Linked DNA regions of Homo sapiens: region 1 is linked to region 2. The links are chromatin contacts, found by Hi-C in ENCODE. All regions are on one chromosome and are shown on one strand. The core of a region is the stretch at or near the end of the contact, and the rest is flanking DNA. Distances in the headings are between cores, read along the strand shown. Region 1 has its middle 20 kb from the start of SLC26A4. Region 2 overlaps ATXN7L1 (ataxin 7 like 1).

Region 1 (6,358 bases), core at 227-2,726, 1.8 Mb after region 2:
GGGTCTAATTGCATTATGAACTGTTTGTCATTTAAATATTGCAGCAAGCCCATGAAGCAAGTAGTAATATTACCCCCAATTTTCAGATAAGAAAAATGAGGCATAGAGAATGTGAAAATAAATAAAATTTAAAAGCTCTTGGAACCCCAGAGAACACATTAAGTCTTGAGAGATGTGACTGTGATCTCAGCCATGGAGCATGGAGTTGTAATTTCTGCTCCTTAGATTATAGATTAACTCTCTTCTTCAGTGTTCTTCTTCTGTAAATTATGAGGAGAGACAAGAGACCAGACCTCCTTCTAATCACTGATCTTTGTGATAGATTAACTGCCTCCTTTTTTGTACCTGTATTAGTCTGTTTTCACCCATTATAAAGAATTGCCCAAGACTGGGTAATTTATAAAGAAAAGAGGTTTAATTGACTCACAGTTCCACATGGCTGGGGAGGCCTCAGGAAACTTATAATCATGGTAGAAGAGAAGCAGGCACATCTTACATGGTGGCAGACGAGAGAGAGAGAGAGAGAGAGAGTGTATGAAAGGGAAAGAGCCCCTTATAAAACCATCAGATCTCATGAGAACTCACTCACTATCACAAGAACATCATTGGGGAAACTGCCCCCATGATCCAATCACTTCCCACTAGTTTCCTCCCTTGATACATGGGGATTATGGGGATTATAATTCACTATGAGATTTGGGTGGGGACACAGAACCAAACCCTATCAGTACCTAACTCAGTTAAGGTAGCACTAATTACCTCCCAAATTTTATATCTTCAGTGTGGAATGTTAAATAGACCTTTCCTGAAAAGAAAAATATTACCTTGTCTAATTGGATTACTGTAACTATACATTCAGCCATATACAGAAAAATATTGAAATTCTGTTAAGCTTTCTAAACCTTATCTATGTTAAGTGACCTCAAACTTCTACACTTCAAAGTGCTGACTTCCATTCTTTGGAATCTGTCTCCCAGGCCATCTTCAAACTTTGTACTTGAATAAACTCTCTTCAAAATTCAAAATAAACTCTCTTCAAGTCAAACTAGATTCTGACGCTTATTTCAAGTTGACATTTTGGCAACCATGAAAGGACCTAAAGCAAGCCTCTGTTGATTCCCCACTGCATTGCCCACAGTTAGGATCCTGGTACCAGCATGAACAGTTTTCATTCACTTGGCTTCACTGGAGCCAGCAGAGGGTCTCCGGTGAAGACCCTCTCAGGTTTTGAATCTCCCTGATTTGGGTTGAGAATCAGACTTTACTCAAGTGACCCAATTCCACACTTGATGGAGCTGGAATTGAAGCTCTACTTTAAGGTAAGAGTTTTTGTCTGTTCTCTAGATATTCTTCTGTTCACAGATTTGTGGTTTTCACTTTTCTCTAAGGTTAAGTGTTATTTGTAACTGCTCATTAACATTTGTACAGCTTTTTCTCTCATTTGAATTTTGGTCAGGGAAAGAAAGTTTCTCTCTCTGAAAAGAGGAAGTGAATGTGGCTTAAGCAAAATTTGCATAAAAGAAAAAAACCTGGCTAAACTCTGAAGCTTGGTTCATTTGACATATCTAAAGTTGTTTTGTTTGTTTCTGAGTGACCAAAAAGAAAAACTTTCTATGAGGATGGCCAGGTGCGGTGGCTCATGCCTGTAAACCCAGCTCTTTTGGAGCCCTAGGCAGGCAGATCACTTGAGGCCAGGCATTCAAGAACAGCCTGGTCAACATGATGAAACTCTGTCTTTACCAAAAAATACAAAATATTAGCCGGGTGTGGTGACATGTGCCTGTAATCCCAGCTACTCAAGAGGCTGAGGCAGGAGAATCACTTGAATTTGGGAAACAGAGGTTGCAGTGAGCCAAGATCATACCATTGCACTCCAGCCTGGGTGACAAAGTGAGACTCCGCCAAAAAAAAAAAAAAAAAAAAGAAAGAAAGAAAGAAAGAAGGAAGGAAGGAAAAAAAAGAAAAGAAAAGAAAGAAAGAGAGAAAGAAAGAAAGAAGGAAAGAAAGAAAGAAAGAAAGAGAAAGAAAGAAAAAGAAAGAAAGAGAGAAAAGCTTTCTATGAGGATGAAGATAAGTACCAAAGATAAGGGACACTGTTTCTCCTGGCCAAAAGGCATCTTAGGCTAATAAGGTCTTGCGGGAGTGTCTGAACTCATTACTCTTAACATGCAATAGTACTGTAGGGAGTTCTCAAAGAAGAACACACAGGAAATCTTGCTTAACCTGGTGGGCACATATGAAGGGCTGATCTTCTAGTGCCTTAAGTGCCCAGGATTCCTGGCTTTCACCAAGACAGGGAAGAAGAGAGAAGTGATTCACTGGTGTCACCTCAAGGAATAATCCCCATTAAGCAACATACCAGATCAAAAACATCTTTCCCATTTCATCTTTGATCACTTAAAAAGAGAATCCAAATTATGGGCAATCATCCATCTAAAACTGAGTCTTCCTTTTTAAGGAGAGATCCACCTTTAGAAATTCCAGCTGGATTCCTGTATAATATTGTGGTGCAACCTCCAGTCAATATCTAGAAAAGTTGTCTTTCTTAACCCATGAAGACCCCAAACAACAATGACCAAAGTGGGCTATCTTTGAAATACCTAAATTAGCTTATTTATGTGCACAATTAGAAAAAGCTATTTCTAAAATTAAAGAAAATAATTGGGAGAGTTACTTCTAACAGTACTTAGAAGCATCTGAAAAGCGCTCTGACAAAGTTCTTCCTCTACAGGAAGAAAATTAAAAGCCCTCTAAAACCATTTCTAAATTAAAAAAAAAAAAAACTGCCAAATCTTTTACTCCTCCTTCTGCTTCCCCAACTCTTTATTCCCCATCTCTTCCTCATCTGAACGACACTGCCCAGCCTTTCCTTCTTTTCCTCCCCTTCCCCTTCTTCCCACTCCTGTTGTTTTAGCTACATTTTGTGAATGGCTGGTATCTGGTAGAGGAGAACCTGCCTTAACTTATCAACTATGATCAAAGGTAGACATTAAAGGCATAATTAAGGAATTTCCTCATCCCCACCAAGACCCTATTGGTTTTGTCAGGAAATTTGAACTAAATATTCAAGTTTACAACCCTGATTTTTCCAATTTGTATTAAGTAGTTCACATGTTAGTATCAGAAAGTAAAGCTAAAGATTGGAAGAGCTAAGGCAAATTGGAGGAACCACTTGAAGGACTTTCATACATTTTCAGAAGACCACAAATGTGACCATGAGGTTTCAAAGGCTTTGCTCAAGCCACCCCTTCATTTGACCTTCCAAAGAATGGTCGACTGGAATAAAATACAACAATGTCAACAAAATTCAGATGAGTCAGAAATGACATATTTTGAGAGATTCGAAAAAATATTTAAACCATATTCAGGATTATCCAAAGAGAGTTAGGCTAATCATCAAAATGATACTCTCCTCAATTTCAATTTCATAAGTGGGTTACTTAGATGAAGAATTAGGACTAACAGTAAAAGGACAACACCATAGTTGGACAATTGCTCACATTCATGATTTGGTTAATTTTGCTGATCAATTATGTCATGCCTTAACTAAAGAAGAGAAAAAGAAGCCAAAGAAAAGAATAAGGCTAATAAGATTATGAATTTATAACTAAAACAATTATCTACCCAGTCTGAACCTCCAAAACATACCCCAAAAACCTCAGAATGAATTTAACCCTCTGCTTTGTCATTATTGCAAAAACACCCTGGTCACTTTAGGAAAGATTGCTGAAAACTAAAATGGAGGCAACAACAACAGGCAAAGGAAAAAAAGAAAAGGGGGGGTGCTCCAAGGAACTTAAAGAGACCTTGCCTTTCCTCCATATTTATATTTTGGGAGAAATAGAAAGTATCTGAAATGGAGAACAAACATAAGCTCTTATTGACACTGAGCTGCATTATCTGTAGTAAATCCCACCTTATTACAAGGTCCCATTCCTTAAAGTAAACCATTTAAATGGTGGGTGTCACTGATATTCCTGTATTGGCACATAAATCTTAGCCTATAGCTTTTCAAGTAGGTCCTTTACAAGAGACTTGTATTTTTCTCTTCGTTCTCTAAGCCACTATCCATTTGATAGGAAGAAATTTCTTAGAACTATATAACACCCATATTTGTTTTTCCCAAAAGGGTAAAATATTTTTAGAATTAGAAGACAAAGTTGAATTACTAGACACCATGAATTTTTCAGAATCTGATCCTTTTAAATTCACAAGCTGCAATTTATATTGCCATAGAGGACACCGAATTATTGATTGATAAACGAATACAAAAATTGTTAAAGGCAATACCTGATTAGTTGTGGTCAGTCTTTCATTGATACTGGAAAAATTATCTTGACTTCCCCAATCAAAATTTAAATAAACTCATCAAAACCTCTTCCAAACCTTAAACAGTATTCTTTAAAGCCAAAGGCTTTAGAAGGAATACAACCTATAGTTCTAGACTATATAAAAAGAGGTCTGATTATTCCCTGTAGAAGCCTGTGTAACACTCCAACCCTTCCTGTAAAAAAACCAGATGACAGAGGATGGAGGTTTGTACAGGATCTGAGAGCAATTAACAACATAGTTATTCCTTGCCATCTGCTAGTGTCAAACAGTCATATGTTGTTGACTACCATCCCCGCTGAAGGTGAGTTTTTCACTGTGACAGATTTATGCAGTGCATGTTTTAGTATTCCTGTGGAGAAAGACAGTCAATTTCTCTTTGCCTTCACTTGGGAGAACAGACAGTACAATGGACAGTCATGCCTCAGGGATACACTGAGAGCTCAACTTACTTTTCACATATATTTGTGATATCTGAGATCTCCCAGATATTGACTTCATTAAGAAATCCAATCCCACCTCAGTATGGAACATAACATCCAAGGAATGAGACTTCCTAGTGACGGGGGATGAAACTCCTGAACATAAAAGGAGTCAAAACTATTGAGATCATCTACAGTGCTTTCTTCGAAAGATCTTGATGAAAAGGGGGAAATGTGAAAATAAATAAAGGTTAAAATGCAGTTCAAACCCCATGAAACACTTCAAGCTTTGAGTGAGTTGTGACTGTGGTCTGTGCCATGTAGCTTGTGGCTGTACCTTCTGATTTTTAATTTTATAGCCACTGACTTTATTGATCTAAAAATCTTCACAGAGACAATGACTGTTGTGTGAAAGAAAAAGGAACCAAATGGTGTGAAACACTAGAAGTGAGGGTAGGGGTGAGGGACGGGGCCAGAAATCCATCAGGAAAGTTGGCAAGTATCACCAGGCAGAGGAAAAGGAAGGGAGGTGCATGAAAGAGTTCGAATTGCAAAGAAGTTGAAACGGTTAGGGGAGAAAACTCCCAAAACACTCCTAGAGTCCACTGGACACAAGCACAACAACAGCAATCATTTCCTTTGTAGAGGACAGAGGAGGAGTCCCCTACTTGGCTGCAAACTCTGGAGACGCAATGCTGGGGCTGGGCATTGAGGGCTTCCCAGAAAGCATCACAAGAAGGCGTCACACCACTCTTGAATGCATCCAAAGCAGTCCTGGGGCTGCTTGGCTTTGGTGCTACTTGTGTCCTTCAGCCATACCTGGGCAAGATCTTCCTCTTTCTTTAGCACCAGCCAAGGACAACACAGGCCTTGTCAAAGCCCCTTTCCTCCAGCTTCTTGCCCAGCACTTCACCAATACTGGCCAGGCTCCCCACTGGTTTTCCCCCATAGGCTCTGCCGTGAAGCCTCAGTGCTTTTGGGAGGTTGTCATCTTAATCAAGCTTAATCAGCAGCTCCAGTTCCCATAACAGTACCTTCTACAACAGGCCTCTCTGGCCAATATGCTTTTTACACTATGGATTAACTTTGTTCCTCACTGTTTGTGTTCTGTAAATGACTAGGAGAGACCAGAGACCAGACCCTCTCTCCTTCCAATCACTAATCTTTGTTATAGATTATCGTCCTCTTTTATTATCCTGTACCTAATTCAGGCCAGATGGTGCAAAAGATTCCATAACTGTTACATCTTCAGTGTAGAATGTAAAATTACCTTTCCTGAAAAGAAAAAGACTGCCGTAACTAATAAGATAAAGCCTTATATAGAAAGCGTTGAAATTCTGTGAAGCTCCCCAAACTTATCTAAGTGAATGAGCCCAAACTTCTACACTTTCAAACACTGACTTTCATTTTTTGGAATCTGTGCTTCCCAAGCAGCCATCCTCAACTTTGTGCTTGAATAAACTCTCTTTAAACTAGATTCTAACCCTTTTGAATATTTGAGGTTGACAAGAGACTGAGTATGCTTCCTAAATTCCTTAGGGAGTGACTAAGCTGGGAATCAAACTCCAGCCCATATTCTGAATCAGTGCTCTATATCACCTCCCACT
Region 2 (6,358 bases), core at 1,279-3,778:
TAGGGTGTGGAAGTCAACTGGCAGTTGCTGTGGGGGGATGTACAACCAAGAAAGGGTGACTTACTTGTTTCAATTTTAAACAACAAATATGTGAACAGGGCTTTAGTCTGCAAGAAGCCAGCAGAGCCTTCTTTTCCCTTTTGCCATCTTCACCTGGCCTCCTGGGCCAGGGCACGCTGCCATCCAGGTGTCCAGCCAAGCTTCCTGTGCATGGATGACCACCTGTTGCCCCAGGATTTGGCACTGTCCAACTTCCCAGCATAGCTGCCTTTCTGCTGCCCCACCACAATGCCAGCTACATTGGGTGCTGACCACATGCCACACACCCTGCTCCACAAACATCAGTTAGTGTCCTGAAGAACCTCATGAGGGAAACTTGACCAGACCCAGCTTAGAGGTGAAGAACCCAGGCTTTAGAAAAGTCAAGTCACCTGCCTGATGTCATACTGCTGGTAAATGCTGTGCAGAATTTGAACACTGTGTGTCAAACTCCACTGCACTTCCCTGCCTCAAAAGAGCCTTTCATTTCTTCCTTGAAAGAGCTGCCCCACACTGACACAAACCCATGCAGGGCGAGAACAGGACACACCTTCTGACGCGGCACTCCTGGGTAGGCTGTTGCAGGAATGGCCCCCCAGTTGTTTATACCTTCCAATCTTCACACCCTTGGGTTCCCCCTTTTCACATTGATTCTGGGCTCAGTCACATGACTTACTTTGGCCAACAGACCATTAGCAACTGTGACAGACACTTATAAAATACTTATGCACTGGGTTTGTGTGCCCTCTCTTGTTCTCCTTGGAACCCTCATGTGGAAAGCCCGGGCTGGGCTGCAGTAGCATGGACGGACCCACATGGAGCACAGGTGAGCTGTTCCTGCCCAGACCTCTCCAGACCGAGCAGCCTCCCAACCACCAGACAGGTGAGGGAGGGCCTCTTTGACCATCCAGCCTGGGCTGCGCTATCCGCACCAGAAGAAACACCCAGAAGACCCACAGAATCATAGTAAGTAATGTTTACTGTCTTAAGCCATCAAGTTTTGGGGTGGTTTGTTGCACAGCAAAAGCTAGCTAACTGATACAAGTCCTTAAAGAGGCCTGAGCTAGCATCTCCTTCCAGCTCTGAAGCACTGGAGGATAATTCTTGGATCTCTAGTGTCCACAGACTCTTTCTGCAATGTCAGAACCACCCAAGAATACAGCACTGTCCTTGGCCTGGAGGGTCACTCTGCTCCTAGAAAGCAGGAAAAGGAAGAGGCCTTTATATACCTTCTCCCCAGGACACACAGGGCCTGCAGGCAGCCCTGGTGGGTGCCAGGTTACTTAGGGACAAGGTGACAGTGGCATGCTTTTGCCATTTGTCCCCAGCCAAGTGTTTTTCCACTGATGTGAAAGGAAAAAGATAATTTCTCTAGTGAGCCCTACTGCAAAGACTCTGAGGCAGCATTTCATCAAAGGGTGCTGGGAAGCACTGGGGAGACAGCAAAACCCAAAAACCTCCAGCTCCACTCAGCAAGGAGCTTGCTGCTTCTGTTTCCAGAGAGGCGGAAAAATGAATGAGCACTCAGGAAAGCCAACCTGATCAGTGGCACTTTGATAAGATGACAAAATTGCTCCCTCCTCCAGTCCAAATCCACTCTCTGTGGTGAACTATTATGGGAAGGAAGCATCAACTAATTAGAAGCATCTCTGGGACATGAGAAAAATCAGCACCTAAAATGCCTAAGCAGAGAGAATTCCTTGTTAAGAAGAGAGAAAACAAAACAAAAAACTGCTAGGATGTCACTTTGCCCAAGCATATTTATAAAGGGAGGAGGAGATAAGAATTAATTGGGACAGGAGCTTCTACCTAAGTGACATAAAAGACACAATTATTTTTGCTGCTTTTACAGATCAAGTGCCCCTTCCAGGTGGGGATAGAGCCCTGGCACCACCCACCATTTTGAAAAATGACTTTTAGTCTTCCGTAGTTCTAACTAAGCTTGAAATTAAGATGGTTCTTTTGTTTACTCCCCCTGTTGGGGAAGCTCTAACCACCTATCAAAAACACCAATGTCTGGATTATTTATTTCTCATTGTCCAACCTACGGGGCATAGAAGAGTTTTATGAAGCCAACATGTGAGGCGTTTCTCCCAAAGAAGCGTGGATGCACCTCCCCATATTGCAGAGCCCTTTTATACTATGGTCCTTTGATAATCTGGATTTTGACAGACAGAACTAATGCCTGACTTGGAGCAGGACAAAGAGCCCTGGAAGTCAGAGGCTTCATTCTTGTCACCCTCTTTCCTTTATAAGCTGCGAGCACTTGGGTAAGTCCCTTAACCTTGAGAAAATTCAATAAAACAAAGGGTTAGTGACTAATATATTACATCCTTTTTAAAAAACAAGTTGTGGTTTAAAAAGCCCCATATAACATGAGATCTACTGTCTTAACACATCTGTGAGTGTATAGTACAGTATTGTTAACCATAAGCACACTGTTGTAAAGCAGATCTCTAGAACTGACTCAGCTTGCACTACTGAAACTCCACGCCCACTGAGCAGCAACCTCACTTCCTCCTTCCTCCGGCCCCTGGCACTCAACCATTCTATGTTCTGCTTCTACGAGTCAACTGCCTTAGATACCTCATATCAGTGGAATCAGGCAGTATTGGTCCTTTATGACTGGCTTATTTCATTTAGCATAGTGTCCTCAAGGTTCAAATATATATCCTTACAATGATACTGACATGGTACTCACTGTTTCCATGGTAAGTGGTTACATATATTAACGTATTTAGCCCTCACAGAAACCCTTCAAGGTAAGGTGGCATGATTATCTCCTTTTGATAGATGAGGAAACTGAGGCAAAGGGAGGTGAAGTGAGGTGCCTATGCTTACCTGCTGTGTAAGTGGCTCCAGACTCCTTTTTTTTTTTTTCCAAGACAGGGTCTCACTCTGTTGCCCAGGCTAGAGCATAGTTATGCTATCATAGCTCACTGTAGCTTTGACCTCCTGGGCTCAAGTGATCCTCCCAACTCAGCCTCCCAAGTAGCTGGGACGAAAGGCACATGCCACCACATCCACCTAATTTTTTAAATTTTTTGTAGAGACGAGGTCTCACTATGTTGCCCAGGCTGGCCTCGAATTCCAGGACTCAAATGATCCTCCAGCCTTGGCCTCCCAAAGTGTTGAGACTACAGGTGTGAGCCACCACACCCAGCCCAGACTCCATTCTCTTGAACATAACACCATGTTCTTTCTGTACAGTTTAAAATTTCTATTTTAGCAAGTAGGCTCACAGAGATACTGAAGTCACTGAGGAAGATGGCAAAAGATGGGGCAGGGAGGATAAACGAGATGTGGTGTTGGAGAGATCTACCCTTGTATAGTTCAGAGTGGTCTTTCACAGCAGGAAGAGGATGGCCTTGGAGCCAGGGAGACCTGGGCCCAGTCCTGGCTCTCCCTTGCTCTAGGCCCTTGGGAAACACCAGTCACCAAAACTGGCAAGACCCTTGCCTTGTAGACATCACATGCTAGCAGGTGAGACAAACAACAAACAATAAGTATTCCCAATAATGTCTGCTATAGAAAGGGTAAAGTGTTATAAAAAAACAAACAAACAAAACACTGGTGCTGGGAAGGCTGGCTGGAATTGTAAAAAGGGTGCCACTGAGAAGGTGATATCTGAGCAGACTAGAAGAAGGTGAGAAGGTAGATTGTGAGGCTGGAGCACATCTAGGGGATGGTGTTCCGCACAGAGGGAAGAGCTAGTGCAAAGGTCCAGAGAAGGGGAGAGCCTAGGACGTATGAGGGAGAGCAAAGAAGCCAGCCTGTGTGCAGGAGCCAACGCGAGCCAGCGTAGAGGCACTGAAGCCGGGGATGGCATGGGGGCGGCGGAAAGGCTGTGCCAGTGACTCTGAGTGGTGTGGGAAGCTATGCAGGCTTTTGAGCAGAGGAGTGACATGAACTGATACTTGGCTTTTATAGTAATTTAGGTGATGGTGGCTCAGATCAGGGCAGCAGAAGTGGAGGTGGGAGAAGCAGTTGGTTTTGAACCTAACCTGTTTCCTAGTGGACTAGATGTGGATGGGAGAAAAAGATGGGAGTCAAGGATGACACCAAGAGTTCTGTCCAAAGCAACTGGAAGAATGAAGTGGCTATCAGCTAACCTAGAAAGGCCACAGATGAAGAAAGTTACGGGGTCCCTGAAAAGATATGGTGAAGTCCTATCCCCAATACTTGTGAATGTGGTCTTATTTGGAAACAGCGTCTCTGCAGAAGTGATCAAGTTAAGATGAGGTCATTAGGGTGGGCCTTAATCCAATATGACTGGCGTCCTTATACGACGAGGAGAAGAGACACAGACAGGCCTGGAGATGATGTGAAGGTGGACAGGGAGAACACCATGTGATAAAGGAGGCAGAGCCGGGAGTGACACAGCTATAAGACATGGAAAGCCAAGGATGGCTAGCCACACCGGAAGCATGCAACAGATTCTGCCCTGGAAGCTTCAGAGAGAGCGCAGCCCTGCCAGCACCTTGACTTTGGACTTTGGTCTCCAGAACAGAGAGAGAATGAATTTCTGTTATTTTAAGCCATCTAGTTTGTGGTACTTTGTTGCGGCAGCCCTAGCAAACTATTACAGGGGGTAAGCTAACAATTCAGTTTTCCACATGTTAAATGCTGGAGATGTCAAGCAGGTGGTGGGATGTCTGAGTCCCAAGTTCAGGAGAAAAGCCCAGGCTGCTGACAGGAGTCTGGGACATGTCTGCAAATAGAATGCATTTATAGCCATGGGGCTGGATGAGGGCAGCAAGGAATAAAAGTATACATGGGAAGGGAAGAGGGCCAAGGATTGAGCCTGGGGCACTCCAAAGCTGAGACTGGGAGAAGCAGAAACTGGCAAAGGACTCTGAGTTGGAGCAGCCCAGGAGGTAGAAGAAAAACCAAGAGTGCCAAGTCCTGGGGCCTGCATTTCTTCCCTGGCCCCATGGCTCCTGGTGGGCCAAGGCCTCCCTGCTGACCTACCTGCAGCCACCTCTCCTCTTCCCCTCACAGGCTAAGTCCCAGAGAGCCCACTGAACAGACCACTCTCAACTGCCCCCATACCTTGTCTTCAGACAAATTGTCTCCTCTGCCAGCTTCCCCTTTCCCTTCTGTTTTCTGGGTCTCAGCCTAAGAGCTCCCCTGCCTTGTGAATGCTTTGGACCACCCCAGGCACAGGGAGGCACCCTGCTCCCTTCTCAAGCCCCCCTGGATGCTAACCTTGCCTCAACCTTAGTGCTCATCTCCTATCCCGGGGTTGATGGGGATGTCTGTCTCTGTACACAACCAGCTCCCTGGCACAGAGCAGGCCTGCAATAAGCATTTGTTGAAACTGATGAATCCAAACATGGATGGCTGAAATGGGACTCTTCTGGCAGCTACCGTATTAACACTAAGTTTGGAGTCAACGAAAACATATGAACTTTAAAAGCAAGGTTTCTTAAGTTATATCTTTCCTACCTGTTCAGTTGATTTCCAAGTCTCAAGAATAGTAGTTTACATATATTCCTGTTAAACTTTTAGTTCTTGAGAGATCTAACTCAGACTAGCAAGATATTTGGGTCTTGATTCTATCAGTTTCTAAACTAGTTTTCAGGCTTAGCTTTCTGTTCTCCACAAACTTTACTGAGCATATCATCAATGTCTTTACTCGAGTCCTTAATACGAAACAAAGCAGGACAGGGGCAGGAAAGAAGCCTGTAACATTTCCCTGCAGTTGTCCCTCTGGCTCAGTTACGGCCCACTCACTGTACAGATATTTACTAAGCACCCACTGTGGCATTGTTCTAGGTGTCAGGAATTCATCAGTGATAAACAAAGATCTAGCTGGGCATGGTGGCTCACGCCTGTAATCCCAGCACTCTGGGAGGCTGAGACGGGTGGGTCACTTGAGCCCAGAAGTTCAAGACCAGCCTGGACAACATGATGAAACCCTGTCTCTAGAAAAAACACAAAAATTTATCTGGGCATGGTGGCACACACCTGTGGTCCTAGCTACTTGGGAGGCTGAGGTGGGAGGAATATCTAAGCCTGGGAGGTCAAGGCTGCAGTTGGCTGTGATTGCGCCCCTGTACTCCAGCCTGGGTGACAGAGTGAGACCCTGTCTCAAAAACAAGACAAAACCAAACCAAACCAAACCAAACAACCCCACCACCAAAACAAAGATCCTTGCTCTGACTTCTCCACAGATACCGCCTTTCAACTGTTATGAATTTACCTACTTGTATGACTTCATGTGGATTCCATCTTTTCCACATACATTTCATGACAGACTTTTGCCAAATGCTTTGTTAAAACCAGAGACACTGTATCTATAATATTTCCTGGCCTC

The links. Hi-C counts contacts between places; a loop is a spot of excess contacts on that map. Pooled maps may share reads with other maps.
Region 1: a loop to region 2 is called in a map with no recorded cell type, with 12 times the contacts of the local background. The contact joins two enhancer-like sites. A Hi-C loop is called at or near these places in 4 of 37 single-sample maps with no recorded cell type and 4 of 50 pooled maps.

Annotation. Positions count from the first base shown.
Region 1 is chr7:107,637,280-107,643,637 of GRCh38, forward strand. It overlaps the pseudogene BANF1P5. Among named protein-coding and RNA genes, the nearest start is that of SLC26A4, 20 kb to the right of the region's middle. RefSeq lists an enhancer at 1,289-1,438. Within about 2 kb of position 1,477, at least 3 of the 41 ENCODE cell types and tissues checked have a DNase peak (open chromatin) inside an H3K27ac peak, as active enhancers do.
Region 2 is chr7:105,806,868-105,813,225 of GRCh38, forward strand. The region is part of intron 2 of ATXN7L1 (ataxin 7 like 1); the gene reads right to left. Among named protein-coding and RNA genes, the nearest start is that of ATXN7L1, 67 kb to the right of the region's middle. RefSeq lists enhancers at 528-577, 2,049-2,118, 2,239-2,348. Within about 2 kb of position 2,529, at least 8 of the 41 ENCODE cell types and tissues checked have a DNase peak (open chromatin) inside an H3K27ac peak, as active enhancers do.